2 separate regions of the Homo sapiens genome follow, and region 1 is linked to region 2. Evidence: read pairs that join two places in POLR2A ChIA-PET (ENCODE). Cell type or tissue: HepG2. All regions are shown on one strand. Links, peaks and the distances in the headings refer to the core of each region. The heading gives the core; the rest is flanking DNA. Region 1 overlaps PIK3AP1 (phosphoinositide-3-kinase adaptor protein 1). Region 2 overlaps PIK3AP1 (phosphoinositide-3-kinase adaptor protein 1).

Region 1 (4,391 bases), core at 111-4,110, 82 kb before region 2:
TTCCTTTTATTGAGCACTTACTATGTGGCAGACACAGTGTTCAACAATAACAGTCCTGAGAGGTAGGAATTATAATCTCTATTTTATAAATAAGGAAAATGAGGCTTTAGGAGATCAAGTAACTTGCCCAAGATAGCCATCCAGTAATAGCAGGGACTCAATTCATTTACATGGACCCTAAACTCCATGCTTTGAAGCACTGCCATGTATGTGGTGGCCATGAGAATATGCCTGGCAGATCTCCAGTTGCTGGGAGTAGAACCGACCAAGGGCTCCTGTGCCACCCTCTGAATCCATCATAGCTTTCGACCAAGGCCCTGCTTCCTGCAGGCTGCTCCCAGTCAATAACTGAGCATGGCAGGGATACTAGGCCCATTTCCGGAAGACGCAAGATTTGCCAGTGGCCAACTTCTGTTTGAAGACTCCGTGACAGATTTGCACAACTTTCCTTAGCCTGCTCAGTGGTCTAGGACGCTTCCACCCAACCTTCCTTCCCCCTCTTATTCATTTGGGCTCAGACAGCTACAAGGTTTTCCCACCCTCCCTCCCCATTTTCCTTCCCAGGCACTTTCCCTGACAAAATCCTTATATGGCCGGGTGCAGTGGCTCACACCTGTAATCCTAGCGCTTTGGGTGGCTGAGGCAGGCAGATCACCTGAGGTCAGGGGTTCAAGGCCAGCCTGGTCAACATGGTGAAAACCCATCTCTGCTAAAAATACAACAATTAGCTGGGCGTGGTGACACATGCCTGTAATCCCATCTACTCAGGAGGCTGTGGCAGGAGAATTGCTTGAACCCAGGAGGTGGAGGTTGCAGTGAACCGTGATTGCAGAACTGCATTCCAGCCTGGGCGACAGAGTGAGACTCCGTCTCAAAAAACAAAACAAAACAAAACACCTTGTATGTTTAATCTCATTTTAGCTTTTGTTTCTCGGAAGACTGGGACTAACACAGTGTACCATGCAGAATTTTCAGCGAAGCTTGGTTCACGCTGGTATCATAAATTAGAGGGTTAAACAGTTTCCTGTTTCTCTCCAGATTCCACACTAAAAGCCTCCAGGCACAAAGCCTTACAGTGGTCCTCCCTGAGGTGTTGCTTTCCCTGCTAGTAACTTAGGTGGTTGGTCTTATCTCATTCATCGATTCATCCATTCATGCAAGAAGTATTTATTGATTTCTCACTATATTCTAAGCCCTGGGGATACAAAGATGAATGAATGTCAGGAAATCTGTTCTCAGAGAAATCACAGTCTAGTAGAAGAAAAATTTGGTCAACAGATAAACAACACTAATTGATTTAACTTTGTCTTGCACTTTTCAGTTTTCAAAGGGCTTCTGCATGTTGATCACTTAATTCCAATAAGCCTGTGCAACAAACCAGGCAGGCATAAATAAATCCATCTTAAAGGAGAGGAAATTGAAGCTTAGAAATATCAAGATTACCCAGGAAGTGGCAGAGATGGGACTTGAATCCAGGTCTTCTGTGGCTTAGCTGAATGTGCTTTTCCAGAATCTGTTAGTAATTGCGTTTGTGCTGCTAGGAAATACTGTAGAATATCTTTAGAGTCTTGGCCTTAATAGCCCTGATTTTAATATTGGACCACTAAGGCCAGCAACTCCTGGGTTAAAGGAGTTTTAATTTTGGCCTATATTTATGCAGAATTTGGAATGCCATCTTGTTTCATATTTCTTTAAGCCCTTCGCCAAGAAGCATCACACCCCCACCTCCACCCAGCCTTGACCAAGCCACAAAGCCAGATGCAGCCTTTCACGGTGAGGGATGAGAACAGAAAGTTACCCTTCCTGAAAGTGGAAAGTGAAACTGACCAGCCAGTTCCATCCTTTCAGCTGGTCGGAATGCGAAGGGTCAGCCTAAGTGGGGGAAAGTAAACACCGTTTCAGCCTTTCCTGGGACTTTGACCATTGAGTGGGAGACAGACAAAAGGGAAGAAATTTTACTCTCAATTTCTTCAGCTTAGTTATTGTCAAGAGTTGCCTTCAGCCTCTCAGTTCTTGACTTAGTGAAAATAAATCACATTTATGTGGCCTGCCCCAGACAAAGCCCATTTGTCCGTCCTCACACCAGTAAATCCAGACATCAGTGTCTGTCTAGATAAGAACTGATTCCTGAACCAGGAAACCAAGAAGAGCCTGTGAAAAGGTGAGTTATTAATGGCCTCATGACAAGCCTGCGTTGTGCCATTTGGACGAAATTTACATAGGGAGAGGAAGCACATTTATAAGTGTCTGAAAGAGATGAAGAAAGAGGAAGCCTTTCGGGGGGGGCTGTGGTAGCTCCTGCTTTGTTAGCAACACTGGGGTTTCCTGAACGAGGAAACAGGGGCCTGCAGGCCTCCAGACCTGGGTGCCTAGAGGGGAGCACTTTCTCACAGGTGTGGAGATGGGATACAGGTTGGATAGTGCTCCCTAAGGATCCTGATAAACCCCGCCAAGGAAGCTTACCTGTGCTCTTCTGGTTGCCTGTGCATGGTAGATGCAGCCCGAGACGCTGAATCCAGGATAGAGGTGGGTTTTTGTGCAGCCCATTTACCATGGTGGGGAAGTAGATTTTCCTCCAACCCTTCCCAGGTTTATATCCCAGAGACTGGTTGAGGGAATGTCAGTCTGTGGCTGAGATGCAGCTCACCTAGCAGAATCTTTTCCCCTTTTGGGTCATGTTTTCTGAGAGTGGCTGTTCCTTCTGTTCTTCTGCTAACCAGATCTGGAGTTGGGAGCTTTGAATTCTGCATGTGGTTCTACCATTAAACCAGAAGCTTATGAACTAGGGCCGGTCAGTTCATGGCCCATGCCTCTATTTTTCCATCTGCAAAATGGAGATAGTCATCTCTGTCACATGTGCCTGGAGACACTGAAAGGAGCAAAGGAGAACAAATCAAAAAGTTCAGAGGCACTGGGCGCTGAGACAACTCCAGCTGACCCTTGGCTTCTTGGTTGAGGATAGAGCAGCTCTATTTGGGAAAGCTTCCTGAAGGTTGAACTTGGAAGAAAGTTAGAGGGCCCCAGCCCCAGCTGGGAGAGGACTGGGAGAGCCGCAGGCAGGTTTTATCATTGGTGGACAAGAGTGGGCACCACGGTGCTTTCATTGGTTGTCATGGCAGCCTCAGATGTTTTGCTATTTTTGCTCAAGCTGAAGAGCAGGTAGGGTGGGTTGGGGAGGGGAAGGGAAAAGCTATAGGCCTTTGCTTTAAAAAAAGCAGCAACAAGAAATGAACACTTTGAATAGCTCATTTAGAGCTAATAGTTCATTTATTTAAGGGAGTGGGGAGTGCTGGATAAAAGTCTTAGAGGCCTAAGGTCATCTTTCCTCCTGTCCTGCTCCCTTGATCTTGAACCTCAAGTACATTGAGGAGGGCCAGGTGAATTACCTGATGAATGAAGGAAATACTGTTCCTTGTCTGTGTGAGCTAGAAAAGATTTGGGCTGATGTCAGTAGATCCTTGACCCAGAACCCTCCACCCAGCGCTGCAAATTCACCGATGTGCAGTGAAATCAGGCAGCCTTAGGAGTCTGCGTCTGGCACAGAACACTGGGATGGCAAAACGATTGCATATGATGAGTGAGCCCACCTGCATTCCAAAGTTACCAGCTCCAACCACCTCTGGAAGCCAGCATGGGAGTGTGGAAGAAGTGGATTCATTCCTCCTTCTTCGTTTCTACAACTTTCTCTTTGTTTCCAGGGAGACAGTGTGACCACCATGACTGTATTTTTTTTTCTTTGTTTTTTGAGACAGGGTGTCACTTTGTTTCCCAGGCTGGAGTGCAGTGGCACAATCATGGGCCACTGCAGCTTTGATCTCCTTGGGCTCAGGTGAGCCTCCCACTTCAACCTCCCAAGTAGCTGGGACTACAGGCGTGCACCATGCCTGACTAAATTTTGTATTTTTTGTAGAGACAGAGTTTTGCCATGTTGCCCAGGCTGGTCTCGAACTCCTGGCCTCAAGTGATCTGCTTGCCTTGGCCTCCCAAAGTGCTGAGATTACAGGTGTGAGTAATCATGCCTGGCCATGACTGTATTTAAAGTCTGAATTAGGAAAGTATCTGTAGGACTCTGCCTTATCTTTTTGGCATCATGAGGATGATGATGATGATGACGACGGTGATGAGAACAATGATTGATGTCACTTTAATTAACTCACACTAACACTTCTAAATAATTGTCACCTCCTCCCTCCCCTGACTTCAGTGTCAGTAAGACATCTGGTGGGTAAGAACTTGGCATTCCACTGACCCTCTTACCATCAGTATGATGACTGTATGTGACTTTGGGGGTAGCTGGTGACTTGTGGGTTGGGTATACCTGTCACTCTCTGTTGGGAGCTTTGTAAGTGAAAGGGGTTAGTTGGACGGGAAATTCACTACCCAATGACCAA
Region 2 (4,391 bases), core at 251-4,250:
ATTTTGATGTTGGTATGCTTGCCCTGTTACTTATAGACAGTCTTTGTCATAGGCAAACTTGAATTTGATTTAAAATAGGGCTGGGAAAAATATTCAATAACTGTAAGCCCCCTTTTGGATGCCAAACTTAGAATTTTGTACATTCTCTGATGAACAAGCATTTAGATCGTAACATGGTAAAGCCTATTACCAGCCAATGTTGTTAGCATCTTTGTATGCACATCACTGTTTGTGCAATATATGAATATTTTGTTGCATTGTATTCTTATATAAAAATAAGTAGAAAACATAAAATTGAAATTGCTGATGAGAAGCCTTGTCTCGTGAATGTGATACACTTGAGACACGGATGGAACTGATCAGGAGTGCCAAGTCAAAAGCAGCAGATCTTAAGCCCTCACTGGTTGTTCCTTTAACATCCAAAATGGTTGGTTATATGTAAAAGAAGAAAATGAAATAATCTGGATGAAACACTGGGACTGTGTTATCAAAGAATGTCTGTAGTGATGAGGTGAAAATTTTCATTTTCCAGAAACAGAACTGCTCATTTATAACATAAATATATTCAACTTCCACATACTCAACACATGTGTATACATTTTTAGGAGTACATTATGTAACAAAACCATGGATTTCCAATACAATGAGAAGCAGAAATGACACTGCAAGCTAGGGTCCAAAGAAACCATTAAAAAATTTTCTACATGATGCTTAGGCAGACAGCTCTGCTGCCACCATCCTTGCCCAAGATTTTACAAGCTGGCTCCATAGAAAGTGAAGCTGTTGGGTATATTCACCACCATTGCCTTTGCCCCTAAGGTAAATTGGCCTCCAATTCCTAGGCCAGCACTTTTATTTCATCTTATATTAAAACCTAGGAGCAGATAATCCAACTAAGCAACAAAGTATGAAGACTGAGAGACTATTTTTTTTTTTTTTTTTTTGAGACAAGAGTTTTGCTCTTGTCACCCAGGCTGGAGTGCAGTGGTGCCATCTTGGCTTACTGCAATTTCCACCTCTTGGGTTCCAGTGATTCTCCCGCCTCAGCCTCCCGAGTGGCTGGGATTATAGGCACCTGCCACCACGCCTAGCTAATTTTTGTATTTTTAGTAGAGACGGGGTTTCACCATGTTGCCCAGGTTGGTCTCAAACTCCTGACCTCAAGTGATCCGCCCGTCTCGGCATCCCAAAGTGGTGGCATTACAGGCGTGAGCCCCCGTGCCCAGCTGAAGACTGAGAGACTATGAACAAGAGGTTGGTGTTGTAATCTAATAATTTAACTGGACATATTTAATGATGTGAATAATCTCTAATGCTCTGCCTTAGTTACACAAAGTGGTAAAATATAGATGACTTCTACGAATATTTTTACAAGTCAAGCTAAGTTACACATCCCCTTTTAGCTTTGTTGTTACAAAAAAAAAAAAGGTTCTAGTCATTGCCATATCACTAGGATTTTTAGATTCCTCTCCCAAATGCCCCAGGAAGTAAGTTGGTTTTCTGTGTTCCTCCTTCAAAGAATAGTGTGTGGTTTTGCAGCTGGTTGGTGGAGGAAGCATCAGTAACAGATTTATTTCTGAGAAAGACAAGTGGTTAATTTGGAAAATTCTAAAAAATTCTTCCTAAGCATTAATCCTCAATTTTAAGGGATCTGCCTGTATAAATATTTGCTTTGGTTTGATAAATTGTGCTCTGTTCATTTCCAAGCAAGTTATTAAGAACATAAAATAGTCTTCTTCATTCATTCCTGCTGGCCAGACACTGTGTTCACCAGGGTGGTGAGGGGATGAGTAGGAGGTTGAAAGATATATTCTGAATTCTGAGGCACAACTTGGAATTCACTTCTCGTAAAAATCATAAAAAATAGGTTCTTAGGTGTTCTGTGTGGGAAATGCGCGCGGGAGGAGACACACACACAATACCTTTAAGGGTAAACAAGCTTTATCCCAAATGGCAGTGCAGATATAAGCAAATGATATAATAAGCAAATTGCAATGGGAAGGGAGAAGGGAAAAGATATATATATGTATTTACACTCACCAGACTATGGAGGATTCACCACCAGACTGGGAAGCAACAGCCTGGGCTCCAGAGTTGGCCACTCGTCCATGCAGACAAGGAGAGGTCTCATGAAGCTTCGGCGCAGTCTGGAACCCTAGCTCTTTTTGTAACGAGTTGTTTGGCATGAGGTCCAGTCACAAGGGCCCTTTGTGACCAGGATCAAGGAACACAAAAAGGTCAACTTGTTTTTGCGGTTGTCTATTGTTTTTCAATAACTAATGTATAGGAATAGATTGAAATAGAGATTTCTCCGAAACAACGCTGGATGAACGCCTCAAAGAGCTCACACAATCCGTTCTGGGACTTGGTGACCATCGTTTGTGTCCATGTTCAATTGAGTTCAAATTTAATATTTAGGCTAGTCGCCAAAGCCCATTTAGGATAAAATGTCTTTGCTATCTCTGCAGTAAGAGTTAGCATGGTATAGGGAAGAGATTGTTTCGGAAGCCAGGAAACCTGGTCTTTTATTTTGGTGTGCTACTTACTTGACGAGTTCACATAACTTGACTACCTTGTTCTATGTTTCATCACCTACGAAGTGGAGAGTTGTGTCTTTGGTAACAGTCTAGGTCTCTTCAACTCTGTTAAGTCTAAGTCTCAGAAAGAGGGTGTGGAATCGCTTTGTCGGAAGAAGCAGGGAGACAGCCTTAGTGGCATCACCACCTAATTGGCAAGGCTCTTTTTATTATGTGGCACCTGCTGTTCCTTGCTCTGTCTCACTGTTATATCAGTTAAAAAACTGAGAGACAGTGAAAGAGGAACCACACAAAGAAACTAATGGCCTTAGTTGCTCTTCAGTCCAAGAACTAAATGTTCTCAGTAATGGCTTCCTAAAGAAAGAACTCAGAGCAATCATGAAGATCTGTGTCTAGAACATTACAGCCAGAACAGAAACGGTGGAGGTGGAAAATGGCAAATAGCAATAGACGAACTGTCGCCCACCCTGCTGAAGTACATAACTGGCAAGACAAACATAACAAAGTAGAAGGAAGAAATAGAATTTCAAAGAAAAAGTAGCTGATGATAGAAATCAGAAGATATGTGGTCAATCCATACCCTAATACTTTTTTTTTTTTTTTTTTTTTGAGACAGGGTCTGGCTCTGTCACCCAGGCTGGAGTGCAGTGGCACAATCAGCTCACTGCAACCTCCACCTCCCAGGTTCAAGCCATCTTCCTACCTCAGCCTCCTGAGGAGCTGGGACCACAGGCACGTGCCAGCATGCCCAGATACTTTTTTTTTTTTGTATTTTTTGAAGAGACAGAGGTGTCACTCTGTTGTCCAGGTTGGTCTTGAACTCCTGAGCTCAAGCAGTCTGCCCACCTCGGCCTCCCAAAGTACTGGGATTACAGGGGTGAGCCACTGTGCCTAGCCCCCATACCTAATAGTTTTGATGATCATGTTTACCCAGAATGAAAATAAAAGACTGACATTTTGGTTTTCTGGATTGCTTGCTGGTCATAAGCTCTTTAACCAAAATGGAGTCTTATTAGAGCTACCATAGAAAAGAGGCTGTATAGCCACTGGGGGAGGTGGGAAATGCCTTTCACCGGCATTTTCTCCCCACCGCTGCCATCCTTTTTGGTGTCAGGGAATGAGGTCATTCACCCAGATGAAATAAGTGGTGAAATAAGGTATGTTAATGTTTTTCACTCCCCAGTTTAGTGAAACAACCCTAATTTTGATGGTGACCTGAGCCCTGTTTTGTCCTGTTGAGGTCATCAGGCACCTAGGATCTTTGAAGCCACACTTCTTTTACTCTAATCAGTTACTTTATCTCCCTTTCCTTCTTTCCACACCTACTGCTGTCAGACTTGTATCACCTAATGCCATTTATCAGCATAATTCCCCTAGTACCTACCAGAGTGCCTGGTACATAGTAGAGGCTTAATAAATAATCGTTGAATTAATGGCTCTACCTGCTCTTCCATCCATTAAATTTTCCCAAATACTCCTCTGAAATAGGGTTTCTTTCCACTTCTCTCATTGCCCATTGCTTTTACTGCCTGTTGACCATTTGCACAGTTGGCCAGCTTTTGTGTTCCTTTTTAAAAGTACACTGTCATGCCTGTTCTTTGTTGTGTGTGTAGTTTCCTGGTTTTAATCTATCCTCCCTAAATGAATATACTTTTTCTTGTGTCCTCCCTACCTCCAAGCATTTGCCAACCCAGTCCTCCCCAAAACACCTGCCACATGCATACTACCTCAAATCTGTGGAGGGTGGTGATGGATACTTAAGAAACTACACATCCATCTTAATGTAGCACTTACACGGCTTGTTCTTCAATTGCACATCATCACTTCATTCAAGAGCAGTGATTATTCATTCAC

The links. Peaks named below come from ENCODE experiments on the same cell type or tissue, not always from the same donor. Only the 100,000 strongest peaks of a DNase experiment are listed, where the experiment ranks them.
Region 1: POLR2A ChIA-PET joins it to region 2 with 5 read pairs; 2 of 35 experiments call an interaction of 5 or more read pairs at or near these places.

Annotation. Positions count from the first base shown.
Region 1 is chr10:96,671,393-96,675,783 of GRCh38, reverse strand. All of the region lies in intron 2 of PIK3AP1 (phosphoinositide-3-kinase adaptor protein 1), which reads left to right. Among named protein-coding and RNA genes, the nearest start is that of PIK3AP1, 47 kb to the left of the region's middle. RefSeq lists enhancers at 1,763-1,832, 1,963-2,032. In HepG2, for the core only: no CTCF peak of the experiment used is centred there; a DNase peak (open chromatin) is centred at 1,883; H3K4me3 peaks cover 1,397 bases.
Region 2 is chr10:96,589,234-96,593,624 of GRCh38, reverse strand. PIK3AP1 (phosphoinositide-3-kinase adaptor protein 1) reads left to right here. Exons shown (of 17, transcript NM_152309.3): 17 at 1-310. It overlaps LOC105378443 (a long non-coding RNA gene), which reads right to left. Exons shown (of 3, transcript XR_946220.4): 2 at 2,041-2,206. Among named protein-coding and RNA genes, the nearest start is that of TM9SF3, 4.4 kb to the right of the region's middle. RefSeq lists a silencer at 4,380-4,391. In HepG2, for the core only: no CTCF peak of the experiment used is centred there; no DNase peak of the experiment used is centred there.